2 separate regions of the Homo sapiens genome follow, and region 2 is linked to region 1. A link is a loop called in an ENCODE intact Hi-C map of the cell type or tissue named here. Cell type or tissue: PC-9. All regions are shown on one strand. Each heading gives the region's core, and the rest is flanking DNA. Links, peaks and the distances in the headings are about the cores only.

Region 1 (8,979 bases), core at 645-8,644:
CCTTGGTGAAAGCTGTGCCCTGGCTGCGACTTGAAGTTGGTACTGAAGATTTAGGAAACTGAAGGAAATCCACAGCAAAGAGGCTGGTATCTACTGCCGAAGGGGGCCACACCCAGTGCCCAGTGCCCAGTGCCCAGCAACGCGTGGCCCATCTTGGGGAGGGAGAGGTCTCTCCACCTACCTAATGCTGTCTGGAGACCCATCCCCACAAACATGTCCCACCCTGAGCCGGTCCTCTGGAGCCCTCCTTAACCACTCCAGGCCCACTGGCCTCAAGGCTTCTCCACTGCCCTCAGGGAAACCCCTCCACCCACTCCCAGAACTGTGCTTTGGCTGGGGGCTCACACAGCGATCACTGGGTCATTGGACATCAGTTTTCCCCAGTCAGGGTCATTCCGTCTGAAATGCACTAGGCACTGACTTGGGGAATCGGCTGTTTGGAAAATCTGGGTTTAGCCAGATCTAGTCAACTCTGGCACAACTTTCCTAAACTCTGTGTGGCCTCCACCGGCAAGCCGCTCCGAGACACCACTTGAACGAGAAACGCACACGTGTGTATGCATTCTCATCTGCACTACGCACAGCCCAAAGCCACCTACTGAGAAGAGAGGCTTTTTGGAGACATCTGTCTGCACCCTAAGCAGCCTTTGCATAACTGTGCTGGCCCCGGTGGAGATGCAGGTCCCCCCTGCAGGCAGCGTCTTTGTTACACTCACTCAGGCGTGGGCCTCCGGAATAAAGCTGTCATCTGAAGCCTCAAAAGTGAACCAGAGCCGCGTCTGGCTTTGAAGTGACAGTGCTTCTGATCCTACCTCACGAGACTTCAAAGCACAAAGGGCCACGTTTCTGTCGTGACTCATGGTTGAGGCACCATGTGGCCTTTTCTGCAACAGCTTTGCAAGGAGGTCATATCTTGCAGGCTCCTGGCCTGGGAGGGAGCGCTCAGGCCTGCAGTGGGGCAGAGGGACGTCTGTTTTGTCCTTCCACTTCAAGCTCCTGGAGTCCCTCTTGACCTGCTATCCACACCCCCTCAAATGGCTGTTCATGGCTCTGTGCCCTCGGCTCACTAGAGAAGCCAGCTCTGGGTGGAAAAAGCCAGTGGGGCCTGTGATGGTAGTTTCAGGGGAGTGCTCACCCAGAAAAGGCACCTTTGGCATGTCTTTGAGTCCTCTGTCCCCCCGCAGTGGTAAGGTTGTCAAGTGGTCCCTGCCAGCCTTTATTTGGCCCTGGAAAGTCGCTGTCCACAGTACAACTGACTCTTGAGGACAGTTGAAGGGTGGTCTGGCGTGGGCATCCCCACACAGCTCCTCCTGCTATGGGGATGTCCCCACCCTTGCCTCTTGACTGTTCTGCACGCCAGCCTCTCCTCACACCCACACAGTGGCTCTGCCCAATTTCTTTCCGCACTGGTCTATTAACTGAATCCTTTTTAACCTCTAGGAATCTCTACAACTGTTATCAGGCCTCAGTCATTTCAAGCACCTTTGCAATCTCCATCCCTTTGTGGTCTTGCTACAAGGGTGTTATCTTACGCTTCCAGAGGTCTTTGGTATCCTGTGGCAATTACATAGTATTAGTATCATGACTTTCAGCTTCCGAGGGTCCCCAGAGAGGTAACTCAAGAGGAATATAGTTGACAAATGCACCTTGTGAACTGACATTCTCCAAGTCAAATCCTCCCTGGGGCCAAGCGGAGGTGGTCACTATCCCTAGGGGACGTGGCCTACATGGGGGGTGGCTCCTAGATTAGTAGGAGATGGTTAGATGGAGCAAAGATGTCCCCCTTGGCCCTCAGCACCCACGCCATGATCAGCTGCGCTCGGGATTGTGGGGAACTCAGGACAGAGAGTGGCCCAGGCCAGAGCCTAGCAGGGCACAGCTTCTGGGAGCTCTCCAAAGGCTAGCAAAATTCACTGTGAAGTGCGGAAAAGAACCTAGGAGAATCCACCCTTGGAAAGTCGGATTCCCACCACAGGAGGTCAGAGAAGGGAGGGAAGGGCCACCGAGGAGGACCTCTAGAGACTGGCCCTGTGTCTTCAGCCCCTCAGTTCTTCAGCCCCTCAGTCGGTCAGCAGGTTTCTCATACTGGGCCCCCCACCCCTGTGTATGCAGAGAAGCCAGGGCCTGTAGAAGCAGCTGCAGTGTCACGGTGGCAGTGCGACAAGGTGGTGGTGGGACAAGGTGGCAAGGGCAGGGTGGGGTCGACTGCAGCCGAGTATGCGGGGTCTGTGTAGCCTGGCTGCTACCACAGAGAACCAAGCACCCGTGTGGATGTGGGGGAGTGGAAACTAGACCCCAAAGGGTCTGGCTCCTGGTCACCTGGACAGGCCCAGCTGTGCTCCTGAGCAGGGAGGGCCACTCCCTGCAGCCCCACACTTGGTGGCCAGGTGGCTGCTGAAGAGACCAAGATTGTTGGGTGACCTGGCAGGGGCCATCTGGGGCCTGCTCTTCTCCGGGTCCAGTAAGCTTAGTCCAAGACAAGGTCACAAGGCATCACATGAATCTATTTATTTGGCGAATCAGATTAATCAAGTCATTTTTTCCAAAGCTAACCGTCCGCCCCTCCTGTGCTGCTGGGCCCCACTGCTGATTATGGGCCAGCTTGGGTTGCAGCTATGTGGGTCCAAACTCTCGGCCCTCCTGCCGAGCAGCCGTAGTGGCCTGCAGCATGGACCTGTGCCCGCTCCCACAGACACGGGTCCCCACGGAGAAGAGGCCCTTCTTTCCACAGTGTTTTGGGATGGGTCAGGGGTCCCCAGGGCACACCCACAGGTCCATAGTTGTCACATCACACTGAGACTGCTGATACCCTCCAAGGACCTTCCTCTTACAGCCATGCAGCTCCTGGGTCCTGGCTCCCCTCCCCGTCCCTCCCTACATGATCAGGTCCTCTCAGCTGTCTAGAGCCCTTTCTGTCACCTGGAGAGAGTCATGCTGCACATAGATAAGATTTTATGTTTGAACATCGCTGGGGATGATAGTTGGTTAGGTCCACCCACCCTTGTCTCTTAGGAAGCCCATCTGGCCTTAAGCACATTGGTAGACCCAAGTGCACATGACGGGCATCACTCAACTCCACCAGGCAGGCTCCCAACTCCTCGTGCAGAGAAAGAAGTGGGAGGAGGGTGGTCACTAAATCCACCACCCGTAGACACTGACCCGAACCAGCCCCAAATGCCCCGTTGCATGTGAAAGTCTGGCTCCCTCAGAGTATCACGGGTGGGTCTCTGTCTAGGGTGGCCATGGGAGAGGGCAGCCTGCAGGCAAGGAGAGGAGTGTCTGGGGTTTGGGGCAGCCAGGCAGCCTTACCTCTGGGTCTGCAGAGCCTGACTCTGTGGCTGTGGTTCTTAGAGGCCCAGCTCAGGGGGCCTGAGCCTCCGATCCCTCTGGTCTGGTCTGGTCTGGTCTGGTCACTCCTCCACATCCACTTCCACCCCTTCATTGACGCTCTCTTCCTCACCCTTCCCTCCATCCACCTAGGAGGAGGTGTACAGGGTGCCACTTGAACACAGCAACAGCGGGAGCTGCTCCTGAGAAGGCGACTCCTGTCCGTCCATGGCTCTTAGGCCAGCTGGGAAAGCTCTCAGGCAGGAAGCAGCTCAGCCAGGTTCCCCACCCACCCTGCACTCCCTGCAGGCTTCAAGCCTAGGGCCACGGCTCAGCTTCCCCTCCTTTTCCTCTTCCTCTTCCTCCTCCTCCTCCCCACAGGTCCAGGTTTATCCAAATGCTTCTCTTCTTCCCCTCAGGTCACCACCCCTCCCAAGCCCTTCAGCCCCCACTGAGCCCAGATCCTACAAGTAGACCTCAGTTGCTTTTCCTCCTGAAGACCTTGCTCACATGAAGTCTCATCAGTTACTCCTCATCCCACTCGCTCTGTCATGCAAAACCACCCCACAATGGATCCTTCTCATCATTTCACTCTCCGGAGCAGCTGAGTCATTGGGAGGCTTCCGCTGTCACTTGCACTCCTCCTCCAGATCCGTTGAGAAGCCATCCAGGCGTGACTCAATTGTTTACAGTTTCCTGGGACCAGCAGGGACCCCCCCTTGCCTTCTTTCTCAAGGCCACACCCTTGTGCCTAGCTGCCTCATCTCCCTCCCAGCTGCCAGGGAGGGACGGCTCCATGGGCAGTGCCACGGGTGCCAGCTGCCCAGCCAGGATGCAGGTGAGTAAGACAGCACCTCCTCCACCCTCCTATGGTGGAACCAAGGCAGGCCTGATTCTTTGCCATTGTTTTCAAGGAAGCTAGCTGTAATGAGCAACTTCCCAGTCTGTTTAAGATAGAAAGCAGGTCGGGGTCTCCCCGCTCCCAGGCCGTCTCTCACTGTCTCTCTTCACCCTGGGCCAGCACCAACACTCCGTGCTGTGGACACCCTGATGGTGATAGGGGAGGGGCTGTGTGCTTCCAGCCCTGGGCCTGTCTTCTTCCTTCCCCAGAAGTGTCCTTTCCTCTCCCCCCTCATGGCTCTTGGATGTCATCAACACCCCACTCAGTCATTTTGCAGTCTTCTCACGGGCACGGAAAGGTGTGGCTGGCTTCCTTCACCTTTCTGAGGCTCACTGGAAACTTGGGGTGATCCATGCTACTTGCCCAGCCCCAACACCACCCCTTCTTGCTGTCATCTCAGTGAGGCTTTTGGCAACACAGTTCCAGAAGGGACTGGAAAATGCAAGTCTGCTCTGTTCTGGGACACCCAAACTAAAAAGGGACTTCACTCATCCCTACCACCCCACCTCTGCCCAAGACACTCTCCCCAATAACTGACTCTCTTGGCTCCCTCCTTTACCTCTTTTCTCTCTCTCTCTTTCTTTCCAGAACCTCCCAGTCGAACAGGAAAATGGGGAGAGTTGGAAACAGCCTTGTTGACATGGTCTCATTCTCTTTCTCAATTCTTCTGCTCTATAGTTTTTGGACTTAGAAATCAGTAATTCACCTGGTCTGTGGGTTCTTCAGAGATCCCTGAACACTGGGTGGTATAAGCTGTCTGGGCAGTGGAAAAAAGGTCTTTGGGGTATAATGAGCAAAGCTGGCACTCAATGGGCATCAAAGGGAAGCACATCAGTGAAGATGGTGCGGATCATCCCACCACATCAAAACCCTGGAACGCGATATCCGTTACCAGAATTCAGGGCCAGGGCTTTCTTCCCCTGAACAGGATGTCCTTCCGTTAGCCCCGGGAGATCGTGGTGTCCTGCAGGACCAGCTGGACCCTGGAAGGCCGGTGGGCCCTGATGTTCATGCGGAATTCTTTGATGACAAAGTAGTAGCAGAAAACATCCAGGCAGCAGTTGACGTTGGAGAAACACATGGACAATTGCAAGAAGAAGCTGATGCTCTGCTTGGCTCTGCACTCTACGATAAAGCTGTTTCTCACCAGGAACTGCAGGAAGAACCCCAGGTGGACTGGGAGGAAGGAGACCACGAAGACAGCCAGGCTGGCTGCGATGCTGTAGATGCAGGCTTTCTGCTGCACCCAGTCCTGGGTGTGGTCTCGGCGGCCCAGCAGGATGTGGATGCTCCTGGAGCAGCAGAAGCCCATGATGCCCATGGGAAGGAGGAAGCCAAACACCTCCAGCGGGAAGAAGACCTTGGCGCTCCAGGTATCATCAGACATGTTGTGGAAGCACATGTATTTTTCCACTTTCCCATGGAAACTGTAGATAGGGATGCTTCCGGTCCACACCAGGACCCAGATGGTGCAGCAGATCCCAAAGATCTTCCTGGGGGACCGGAGGTGGCTCACCAGTAGCGGGTAACGGATGGCCAAGAACCGGTCCATGCTGATGAAGCAGATGGTGAAGACGCTTCCGTACATGCTGACGAAGTAAAGGCACTCCACCAGGGTGCACAGGGACGGGAAGGGGGACTGTACCTGGGACAGGACCATCTTGAATGGGAGGGAGAGCACCAGCAGCAGGTCAAAGACTGCCAGGTTGATCATGTAGATGGAGGTGGCAGCATAATCGGGCCACCTGTTCTTAAGGAAGGTGCTGAAGCCATGGATGGCCAGCAGGTTGAGGAGCAGGCCCAGGACGAAGGTGGGGATGTGGACTGCAAACTGTAGGGTTTTCATCAGCTCGTTGACACCGTCAAACAGGCAGTCCCCACTGGTGTTTTGCTGACTCATGTTTCTTCCTACAACACCAACAGATCAGACGGGGCTCCTTTCACTCTCTTGAAGTGATGGATTCAAATGACTTTGTCAAGAATCACAAACACCTCCCCAGCATCACACAGCAATTCATGCCCATTGAATCACAACTAGAACACAGAAAAGAAAAATTACCTTTAATCCTGCTGCCCAGATGCAACCACTGTTACTTTTTGTGTATATCATTCCAGACTCGCTTTCTCACTCTCTTTCTACCATACACACATTTTTCTTTGACAAATATAGAACCTGCTGTGCATGGACATCTGTCTTTTAAATCAGAACTCCTTTTGTTGAAAGAAGTAACAGCACATACCCAGACCCAAACAGGCTGAAGCAAAGAGACAGTTTCACATAATGGAAAACATGAAAACTAGGGTAGGGCTGACTTCAGGAGCAGCTGGATCAGGGATTCAAATGCTGTTTCCAGGACTCAGCTCCTTTTGTCTCCTTTGTCCTCCTCCCACCCACTTTCCTGATGGTTGGACACAGTCAACCTGCAACCAGGGATGATTGACACCAGAGCGTTGCATTCCCCTGGACACAGTAGCTGGTTAGTTCATTGGTTCAGGGACAGATATTTGACTCTCCAAGAAGCCATGATAATCAACACAACTTTTGCTTGGGTTTCCAGGCAGAGGGTTGGAGTCCCTTGTCAGGGATTCATAGTTGCCAAGATATAAGGTCTGCAGCTGCTGCAGCCTCTTGTACCCCAAAGAGAAAACCAGACAGAAAATGGAGAGATATGGGAGAAATGGCATTCCCAGAAGGAATGGAGCGGGGCCCTGAGGTCTCCACAGGGCAAGGAAAGGCCTTTTGTCGGGCAGAAAATTAGAAGTGGCCTCAGGGACGGGAGGACCAAGGCTGCAGGTGTGGTTGCACAGGGGTGTGGTCCGAGCCTGGTCAATTTGGGGTGAGGGGGTGAGTGCCATTGTGGGGTTCTGCATCAAGGTATGTAGCCCTGGAGCAGGAAAAAACCAAGTGTTCAATCCAGGCATCCAGAACCAGGTTGCTAGAAGGACTCAAATACGACCCAACTTCCACCCTCTCCCCACTTGCCCGCCTCTGCCCACCTCCCTGCTCCCTCCTTTCTCACCCACTCTTCCCTCTCCCCACATGTGAGGCCATGCTGCTGGTGTACTTGACTTGGACTGGCCTTAGACATGGAATGTGCCACATTCACTAGAGCACAGGGGCATGGCATGGAAAGGACATTTATGCCTGGCATCTTCCTTAACCACTTCGGCAGAAAGCAGCTGGGTGAGCAAGTGCGGCCAGGTCCTGCCGTGAGACCCACCTTCCTGTGCCTCTCCCACCTCCCATGACTTCCTGGCTAGCAGGTGCTGAGATCCCAAGATATCGATGTATCAGGGAGGAGACATCAGCATGGACTCCCACCAGAGAATCCCATACTAGTGACCACTGCAGCTATTTATTTTTATTTTTATTTTTATTGTTTTTGAGATGGAGTCTCACTCTGTCACCCAGGCTGGAGTGCAGTGGCACAATCTTGGCTCACTGCAACCTCTGCCTCCCCAGTTCAAGCGATTCTCCTGCCTCAGTCTCCTTCATAGCTGGGATTACAGGCATGCACCACCACGCTCACCACCCCTGGCTAATTTTTTGTATTTTTAGTAGAGATCAGTTTTCACCATGTTGACCAGGCTGGTCTTGAACTCCTGACCTCAGGTGATCCACCCACCTCGGCCTCCCAAAGTGCTGGGATTACAGGCGGGAGGCCCCGCACCTGTTCCTAAAACTTCTGTTATTAATTAAAGCTTCTGTTATTATTTTTCATAGCTTTTTATTAATTTTAAAAGTATTCCAGGCGCTCAATAAGATATTCGAAGAGAACAAAAGAACAAGCGTAGGAAAGTCAGCCTCCTTGTACCCTAAGGCCTCAACTGTCCTTTTCAAAGGCAGCATGGCTTACAGCTTCTTGCATATTCCTCCCAGACATTTTCTAAGTAGATACATATATGCAAATATATGCATGCATACATATACATGTATGACTTCTTTAAAATTTGGAAATAATATACCTAGAGCCCCTGTCCCTTGCTTTTTCGCTCATCAATGTTTCTTGGACATTGGTCTATATCAGCATATATGAATGGCTTGTTTGCCTCCCATTGTGTAGGTATACCAAAACTCATTTAGCCAGTAGCTTATTCATAAACATTTAGGTTTCCAGTATTTTACCAGGAAACAATGAATTCCACAATAAGCATTCCTATGACTTATTTCTTTGCTGTGCAGCTATTGCTAACAGAATTCTCATTCTGCTATTGTTTCTCATCACTATTGGGCGCCCGTGGGAGGAAAAAATTGGGGTGTGTTTTAAGATCTTATATGTAATACCATTCCCAAGCCCTCTCTGATCTCTAATGAAAAAGAAAATCGATATATATAGATAGATGTTTATAGGTTCATATATATATCATCCATTGAGCACTACGCACTAAACATTTAACATACATTACTTGATTTGGTGGCTTTCCAAAGATTCTATGGTTTCCAATGTGTTAACTTTTCTCACAGATTTATGTAATGAGAGATCTAGGAAAAAATACTTCCTCTTATTCAAAGCCTTGGTGTCCTGTGGTCTGTGGGGATGGTGCCTCCTAGGGGTGTGTAGGAGTAACTGGTCCTACTCAGGATGCTCAGAATCTGCAAGGTGGGGTGGCCGCCTCCTCACTAAACATGCTGAAATGGCCACAGGCCTAGCTCAAAAAATTACTGGAATAGCTTGGAACTCACAAGGCAAATTTCAAAAATGATGAGAAAAGCAGGTCAAAGCCCAGTTCAAGTCTAAATGTAAAATGTT
Region 2 (8,979 bases), core at 551-8,550, 62 kb before region 1:
CATTGCTGTTTTAAAGGCTCCAAGTCACTAAAGGAGATGAGGTTGAGAATATAGACAGCAGAACAGACAAATCATTAAAGATGCTGATGGTAGACAGTACAGATTCTGGAGGTGGCCTGCTTGGGTTCAAATCCTTGTTCTACCGCTTAGCAGCTTGGTGACTTTGCGAAAATTAAATGCCTCAGTTTCCAGGTCTATAAAATGGGGACAATAGTAATGGTAGTAATAACTACCTCATAGAGATGGGAGAAATTAAGTAATGGACATAAAGTGCTTAGCACTATGCCTGTATTGAAAGTAGTAAATGCTCAATACATGTTAGCGGCTGCTGCTTTTAATATAGATCTAGATCTCTATCTTCCAAGATGACATAGGTATAGATATATGAATAACTATAGATACCTCAGGGGAACCGCCTTCCTCACCATGTCCGCCCAGTTTTATGCTGGGAAACCGAATCATCTTAAGTCATTTCCTGGTAGACTTTGTTCACAACAGTTCTGTCCTAGCTGCTGAGAGGAAAGCATGAGTAGATTTTCTGTGCCTACCCTGTTCCCACCCACTAATTATTCTGGACTCCTCAACCCTCCTTTCCAGATACCTGTCCCTGTCCAATCTCCTAAGTAACCAAGTCAATTAATATATAAAGGTTTAGCACTGAAGAACTGCCAGGAGCAGAGGGTCCCTGGTGGCTAAGCAGACTGTATTCTACCTCCCAGGTTTCTTCCTCCTTCCCTTGGAGGGTCTCTAGTTTCTATTGTGTAGGGGTGGGTTGCCCCTCCACACCTGTGGGTGTTTCTCGTAAGGTGGAACGAGAGACTTAGGAAAGAAAAAGACACAGACAAAGTATAGAGAAAGAAATAAGGGGACCCGGGGGACCAGCGTTCAGCATATGGAGGATCCCGCCAGCCTCTGAGTTCCCTTAGTATTTATTGATCATTCGTGGGTGTTTCTCCGAGAAGGGGATGTGTCAGGGTCACAAGACAATTGTGGGGAGAGGGTCAGCAGACAAACACGTGAACAAAGGTCTTTGCATCATAGACAAGGTAAAGGATTAAGTGCTGTGCTTTTAGATATGCATACACATAAACATCTCAATGCTTTACAAAGCAGTATTGCTGCCCGCAGGTGCCACCTCCAGCCCTAAGGCGGTTTTTCCCTATCTCAGTAGATGGAACATACAATCGGGTTTTATACCGAGACATTCCATTGCCCAGGGACGGGCAGGAGACAGACGCCTTCCTCTTGTCTCAACTGCAAGAGGCATGCCTTCCTCTTATACTAATCCTCCTCAGCACAGACCCTTTACGGGTGTCGGGCTGGGGGACGGTCAGGTCTTTCCCTTCCCACGAGGCCATATTTCAGACTATCACATGGGGAGAAACCTTGGACAATACCTGGCTTTCCTAGGCAGAGGTCCCTGCGGCCTTCCGCAGTTTTTGTGTCCCTGGGTACTTGAGATTAGGGAGTGGTGATGACTCTTAATGAGCATGCTGCCTTCAAGCATCTGTTTAACAAAGCACATCTTGCACCGCCCTTAATCCATTCAACTCTGAGTTGACACAGCACATGTTTCAGAGAGCACGGGGTTGGGGGTAAGGTCACAGAATCTCAAGGCAGAAGAATTTTTCTTAGTACATAACAAAATGGAGTCTCCTATGTCTACTTCTTTCTACACAGACACAGTAACAATCTGATCTCTCTTGCTTTTCCCCACACTATTGCCTTTGTCATCCTCACCCATCCATCCATCCATCCAGCCAGCCAGCCAGCCAGCCATTCATTCAGCCATCCATGTGGCCATCCAAACATCTATCAACCAGGGGCAATTTTGCAAGGAACTTCCAGCAATGCCTAGAGATAGATATTCTTTGGTTATCACAATTGGTGGTGAGGAGCAGGATGCTTCTGGCATCCAGTAGTTGGAGACCAGGGATGTTACTAATGCAGAGGACAGCCCATACAACTGAGTTTTTCAGCCTAAAATAACAATGGTCCCAAGGTTGTGAAACTCTGTATCCAGCCAGCCATCCTACCATCCAGGCATATCTTTATCTATTTATTCCTTCTGTATTTACCTTAACGACTATGTGGTTCATCCTGGAAAGACTACAGGTAAGGTTTGCTCATAGGCCCCCATCCCAATCTTTAATGGTGTTTTATACCTTCCCATTCATGTCTGAGAAGATAATTTAGTTATTAAAAGACAGAAAATACCTTAACAATGTACTTTGGTCTCTGGATATGTCTACTGGCACTGGCAGGTGGGGGGCTGTCTAGACAGACACCCAGAAACATTCCCCACTTCTTGAGCAGGAATCCCAGTGACCAGGGACTCACTGATACTAGGGAATCTCACAAGGTGATCAGTTTGCAGTGCAGAGTGGCACCATCCCCACGGATCTCTCCCTGTGGCTGCCAGGCAGGACACCCAAGACTTCCAGTCTCTGTCTTCGTCTTACCCTGCTTCTCTGCAGCATGTGACACAGTTGACTACACCTTCCCTGTTAGAGCATGATCCTCCCTTGGCTTCTGTGCACCACACATTCCTGATAGAAGGAGGCCTCCTCGTCACCGTGCTGGTTTCTTCCCCTCTTCTGCTCAACCTCTAAATGTGCACAAGCCCCAAGGCTTCATCCTGGCCTTTGGCTGCTCCTTCTATGGGTTATTCCCAGGTATTCTCATTCAGCCTCATGACTTTCAATTCCCTGTAAGCTGAATCCCAAATCTGTATCTCCAGCCCAGCCTCCTCCCAGGATCCACGTATCAAACTGCTACTTAATGTCTCCTGGATGCTTAAAGGACATCTCAAACCCAACACAACTGAGATAATTCTCCCCCATTCCCCTCTCCACGGGCTTCCATTTCACAACCATCTACCCTGTTCTTTAGACCAAAAGCCTGGGAGTCATCCTGGAGTCCTCTCTTTCCTTCCTACCTCCCCTCACATCCAATTCTTCTCCATGTTCTTCTGACTCTATTTACAAACATAGTGCAACTCCACCCACTTCTCTCTATATCCCAGAATATAAAGCCTCCCTAAAAGCAGGGACCCGGTCAATCCCTCACTGTTATTTCCAGTGCCTGGCACACAGTAGGTGCTCATTAAATGAAACTTCAGGTGGGTGGTGAACACCCTTCTCCTAAGTCAAGCGAAATTAGAAACCAAAAGGTTGTCTAGTAGGCATCCGACAGGGCAGCAGGCAGCACAGTGGAGGGGGTGTCTCAAGGACTATTTCAGCAGATGATGGAAATACGCAATGACTTTCCCCAGACCTGCAGACTCGATTTGTTGTTTAGTTCGCTCTGAACTTCATGTGTCCCTTCCTTGGGCTTGATTCACCTCCACCCCTTAGCAAGCAGCTGGTGCTTATTACACTGTTGGTTAAATGAATGAGTTTTTGAAAGCTTTCAAGTCCCTATCCTTTGAGCTCCCTGTTCTACCTCCTCTGAACACATTCTTTCCTCACACCAGGTACAGCATGACTAGTTAGGCCTCAGCTTGCCTAAGGCCTATTTACAAATAATGTCTTAGAGTGGGTCATTCCTTTCAACCATTATACTTTGATTTTTCTTAATTTCATTCTAAGGATCACATTATCTAAGTGTGTTAGTTTGCTAAGGTTGCCGTAACAAAGTACCGCGGACTGGGTGGCTGGAAGTCCAAGACCAAGGTGTCTGCAGGGTTGGTTTCTCCAGAGGCCTCTCTCCCTGGCTTGTAGATGCCATCTTCTCCCAAGGGGTCTCGTGGTCCCCCTTTTGTGTGTGTCTGTGTCCGAATCTCCTCTTCTTATAAGGACAGTGATGTAAAAGGAATGAAGGGGGCGGGGGGGTGGCCAGCACTGGATTAGGACCCACTCTAATGACCTCATTTTAATTTAATTACCTCTTTAAAGACCCTATCTCCAAATACAGTCCCATTCTGAGGTATTGGAGATTAAGACTTCAACATATGAATTGAGGATAGGGGTACAATTTAGCCCATTAAACTGTCACCAATTCCTAGACTTAACTTTTTTATTGACAACAATAATTACAGATGAAAAAATGTCCTTAAGCATAGCCCAAAAGACAGCTCAAGTTCTAAAAAGAAATGCCTCCCATACCCAGGCCAAAGAGGTCCACACTCCCTAAACAAGTACAAACTGCTAGGGGGACCCACATGCCCTTATCCCTGTGGATGAACCTGAACTTTAATCTTGTGGGTGAAACACAACTGCGTTGTGAAACATGAATATGAAAGAACAGACAAGGTAACCAGATGCATGTGCTACAGTTTTTCCTGATTGAGTTTCCACTTCTACAACAAATAGACTCTGGATTTGACAAGAGTGGGTGATCTCTAGTAGACCCGTCTTGCCCCGGCTGACTCCTGTTCATCAGCTCATCACTTCAACGATGCCTCCCCAGAAAAGCCCACCCTGACTACCCTAGCCAATGCTGGCCACCCCCCACCCTTCATTCCTCTTACGTCACTGTTTTATTTTCTTCAAAGCACTTACTCTTGGAAATAATCACACTTATTTACTTGCTTATTGCCTGTCTCCTTTCTTTAGAACATAGACGAAAGGGAATAGTAGGGCCCTTGTCTATCTTGGTTCAAGCCTGAATCCCCACAGCCTGGTGCATGAGACACCTCGCTCAATCAATAGGCATTGAATGAATGAATAAGACGCTGCTGCACTTTTAAGAGTAAGTGTGACTTTCAGGTGACTTTTTTTTTTTTTTTTGAGACAGGGTCTTACTCCGCCACCCAGGCTGGAGCGCAGTGGTGAGATCTCAGCTCATTGCAACCTCTGCCTCCCAGGTTTGAGTGACCCTCTCACCTCAGCCTCCTGAGTAGCCGGGATTACAGGCATGCACCACCATACCCGGCTAATTTTTGTATTTTTAGTGGAGACGAGGTTTCACCATGTTGGCCAAGCTGGTCTCGAACTGCTGACCTCAAGTGATCCACCCGCCTCAGCCTCCCAAAGTGCCGGGATTACCTCCCAGAGTGCTGAGCCACCGCGCCCGGCCTCAAGTGACTTTTTCATATTCACCTTCCAAACTGTATTTGTCTTTTTCTGAGTCTAAAGTGGTTAAAAATCATTTGCCTTCCTTCTGGGCGGTGACTCAAACTTGTAGCCGGGAAGGAAGGCGGAGGAGGGGAGTTCGGGGTGGAACTCAACAGTAGCAGAAGCGCGGCCCTGCAGACTGCCACAAGGGGGCGCCGCCGGAACCCAGTTTCTCTCGAGGTCTTCGCCCCGAGCGAGGCCCGGCGGGGACTCCCGGAGGCCTCAAGGGCCCTCAGCTAGGCGCCACCACCTCCAGGCCTGCGGTCCGCGAACGTGCCTCTTGCCCTCTGCAGGTTCTCCCAACCGCGGGAAGAGAGGTCCGGCCCGCGACGGAGTTCCCAGGAAGAAGGCTGGCTGCAAAAACATTCCCTTCGCAGCAACTACAAATACAGAATTCCTAGGAAGAAATTTATAATCTACCTAAAGAAAGGCACAAAGCTTTACTACGGACCATAAAGCTTAAAGTAAATGGAGAGACAAACCACATTCTTGGATGGGAAGATTATGAAAATGCTGATTCTCCCCAAAATTAAAGCAAATCCAATTTAAATCCCAACAGGTTTTTGCAAACAAGTAGCAAACCATTCTAAAATTTGTCTTGAAAAGCCAACACATTGCAATAGTCAAGATCATTAAAAAAAAAAAAAAAGTAGTGATGACCAACAATTTTGATGTTTGTTTATGTGTGTCTATCAGTGCTGGAAGGAAATATTGGTGAATATATAAGGAGGAGAGGAACTTTCTGCGTGCACAAGCAAGGAATAAACCATAATAGAAAAGTTTGATAGATTTATGTATCAAAAGAGCCTATGAATGCAATAAAGAGGCAGATGTCAAAATGGAAAAATACCAGTGACTTCTGATGGACACAGGTAATATTCTTAATATACAGAGGGGTCTTCTCTGTTTTTTATGAAGATCAACAGACAAATAGAAAACTGGGAAAGGACACAGGCAGACTATTCAGAAAGAACTATTTGACCAATAAACACATAGGAAAATATTCCAGACCTCCCAGTAATCAGAGAGGTGCAAATTAAAACAACATGATGGCCGGGTGCAGGAGCTCATGCCTGTAATCCTAGCACTCTGGGAGGCCGAAGTGGAAGGATCACTTGAGACCAGGAGTTCGAGACCAGCCTGGGCAACATGGAGAAACCCCATCTCTACAAAAAAGGCCAGGGATGGTGGCTCATGCCTGTAATTCCAGCACTTTGGGAGGCCGAAGCGGGCAGATCACTTGAGGTCAGGAGTTCGAGAGCAGCCTGTCCAACATGGTGAAACCCTGTCTCTACTAAAAATGCAAAAATTAGCTGGACGTGGTGGAGGTGGGCGCCTGTAATCCCAGCTACCCTGGAGGCTGAGGAGGAGAATCGCTTGAACTCGGGAGGTGCAGGTTGCATTGAGCTGAGATCGTGCCACTGCACCCCAGCCTGGGCGACGGAGGGAGATTTCGTCTCAAAAAACAAAAACGAACAAACAAACAAAAATTAGCCAGGCGTGGTGGCATGCTCCGGTAGTACCAGCTATTCAGGAGGCTGGAGTGGGAGGATTGGTTGAGCCCAGGAGGTCGAGGATGCAGTGAACCAAGGTTGCACCACTGCACTCCAGCCTGGGCCACAGAGCGAGACCCTGTCTCGAAACAAAACAAAACAACCTCCCGCCCCTTCCAAAAACTCATGACGCTCTCTTCTCCCTCCAAACAGGCAAATATTAACTAAAAAGATGGCCCCAGAACTTGGGATATCCCTTCCTCCAGCCAGTTTCTACCGCGCATCTCCCACGGCCGGGCTCGCTCCCAGACGCGGGCGGATGCGCAGTGAAAACGCTGAGCAAAGCTCCTGCTGTCCTGGGGCCCACACTCTAGGGACAAAGGCGGGAACGCGGGGATGCGCGACAAAACAGATAATGCGTCACACACTAGCGAGCAATGCGTGCTATAAAGAAAAATCACGCGGTAGGGGCAGAGAGTGAGGGGGGTACCATTCGATGGGGAGGCCGGGGAAGGCAGGGGTGCCGAGGGGCCCCCAGACCTGGATGACGTCAGTCAACCACGCACAGGTGCTGGAAAGGATGTTCCGGGCTACAGGGGCCAAAGCCTGTATGCAGGAGCGGGGCAGGTGTGTTCAGGAGAGGGGAGGAGAGGGCAGAGGGGAGGCCAGCGCGCCTGCCTGGGCCTGGTAGAGTAGGGTGTGGAGCCCCCTGGCCAGGCTTGGGGTTAATTCTGAATGACAGAGGAAGCCGGGGAGGGTGTTTGGCCAGGGGCTAGGCAGGATTGATTTATGTTCTCAAGTGCGCCCCCTGGCGGCTGCGGGGAGAACAGCCTTGGCGGGGGCGGTGGAGGCGCCAGGTGAGAGACCAGATGAGATGGTCCCAACGAAAGGATGGCGTGGACCACGGTGGGAGAAACGGTCCCATCTGGACAGACTTTGGAGGAATAGCCTGGGGACTTACGCAGAGATTCGGTGTAGGGTGTGAAACAAAGAGGGGAGACGAGGATGGCTTCGAGTTTTGGCCTGGGCTGCTGGGACAGAGTTGTCCTGGCTGGAATGGTGAAGGCTGGGAGAGGGGCAGGTTTGGAAGAGAACGTACTGTGATGGCGGGAATGTACAGAGCCACAGCTTTTTAGAAGAGCAGATTGTCAATATTTGTCAAATATTTTGCGAGGTGCAGGCCATTTAAACCAGCTAACCCACTTGTAGCAATTTATCTTAGAAAAACAGCAGGCTAGGAAGAAAGGAAGCTCACTGGGCATATACATATCTTCAAGGCTGCTTTGCTTGCAAAAGCAAACGTTTGGAAAAACATAAATATTTTCAATCAAATAAAATTCAGTGCAGCAAAAGATGGAACCCTATACATCCATTAAAATATTGGGGAGGGGGGAGGGATAGCATTAGGAGATATACCTAATGCTAAATGACGAGTTAATGGGTGCAGCACACCAGCATGGCACATGTATACATACGTAACTAACATTGTGCACATGTACCCTAAAACTTAAAGTATAATAATAATTTTTTTTAAAAAAGAAAAAAATATATATATAATCTGCCCTGGATGACATGGGGAGGTGATCAGAAAATTTGAGGTGAAAAACAGCAGATCAGAAAATTATACAATCTCACTTTTTACAAAATCAGCTTTGTAGGTGTGCGTATGTAGGTAGAGAAAACCTGGAAGAATATACAGTGATTGCACATTGAGCTGGATAACAGCAGGTATCCTAGGAAAGTCTAATTATGGTCAAGGCAGATGTTATGGGCTGAATTGTGTTCCCCTCCACATTCATATGTTGATGCTGAGCACGGTGGCTCATGCCTGTAATCCCAGCACTTTGAGAGGCCAAGGCAGGCAGATCACTTGAGGTCAGGAGTTTGAAACCAGCTTGGCCAACATGGTGAAACCCCGTCTCTACTAAAAATACAAAAATTGGCCAGGCATGGTGGTGCACACCTGTAATCCCAGCTACTCGGGAGGCTGAGGCATGAGAATCGCTTGAACCCAAGAGGCAGAGGTTGCAGTGAGCCAAGATCGCGCCACTGCACTCCAGCCTGGGCAACCAAGCGAGACTTCATCGCAAAAAAAGAAAAAAGAAAAATAATTTGTATGTTAAAGTCCTAATCCCCAGTACCTCAGAATGTGTTGGAAATAGAGTGGTTACAGGTATCATTAGTTAAGGTGAGGTCGTTAGGGTGGGCCCTATTCCAAGATGACTGATGTCCTCATTAAAAGGGGAAATTTGGATACGGACACACAGGGAGAACATGGTGAGAAAATAAAGGCAGAAATCAGGGCAATACCAAATACACACCAAAGAATGCCAAAGATTGCCAGTAAGCCAACAGAAGCTGGGAGAGAGGCCGGCAGCCAATTCTTCCTCACAGCCCCCAGAGGAAACCAACCCTACTGGTGCTTTGAT

What was found. Peaks named below come from ENCODE experiments on the same cell type or tissue, not always from the same donor. Only the 100,000 strongest peaks of a DNase experiment are listed, where the experiment ranks them.
Region 2: it touches region 1 in a loop (6-fold over the local background); 29 of 110 quality-filtered maps call a loop at or near these places.

Annotation. Positions count from the first base shown.
Region 1 is chr2:230,904,835-230,913,813 of GRCh38, forward strand. It overlaps GPR55 (G protein-coupled receptor 55), which reads right to left. Exons shown (of 2, transcript NM_005683.4): 2 at 2,494-6,262. The coding sequence starts at 6,128. The coding sequence ends at 5,169. Among named protein-coding and RNA genes, the nearest start is that of GPR55, 16 kb to the right of the region's middle. RefSeq lists enhancers at 3,618-4,817, 3,873-3,982, 3,993-4,112. In PC-9, for the core only: no CTCF peak of the experiment used is centred there; a DNase peak (open chromatin) is centred at 4,017.
Region 2 is chr2:230,842,879-230,851,857 of GRCh38, forward strand. No RefSeq gene overlaps it. Among named protein-coding and RNA genes, the nearest start is that of ITM2C, 18 kb to the right of the region's middle. RefSeq lists an enhancer at 798-1,423. In PC-9, for the core only: CTCF peaks have their summits at 5,244 (motif pointing right), 5,450, 7,361 (motif pointing left) and 7,563; a DNase peak (open chromatin) is centred at 5,153; H3K4me3 peaks cover 286 bases; H3K27me3 peaks cover 1,052 bases.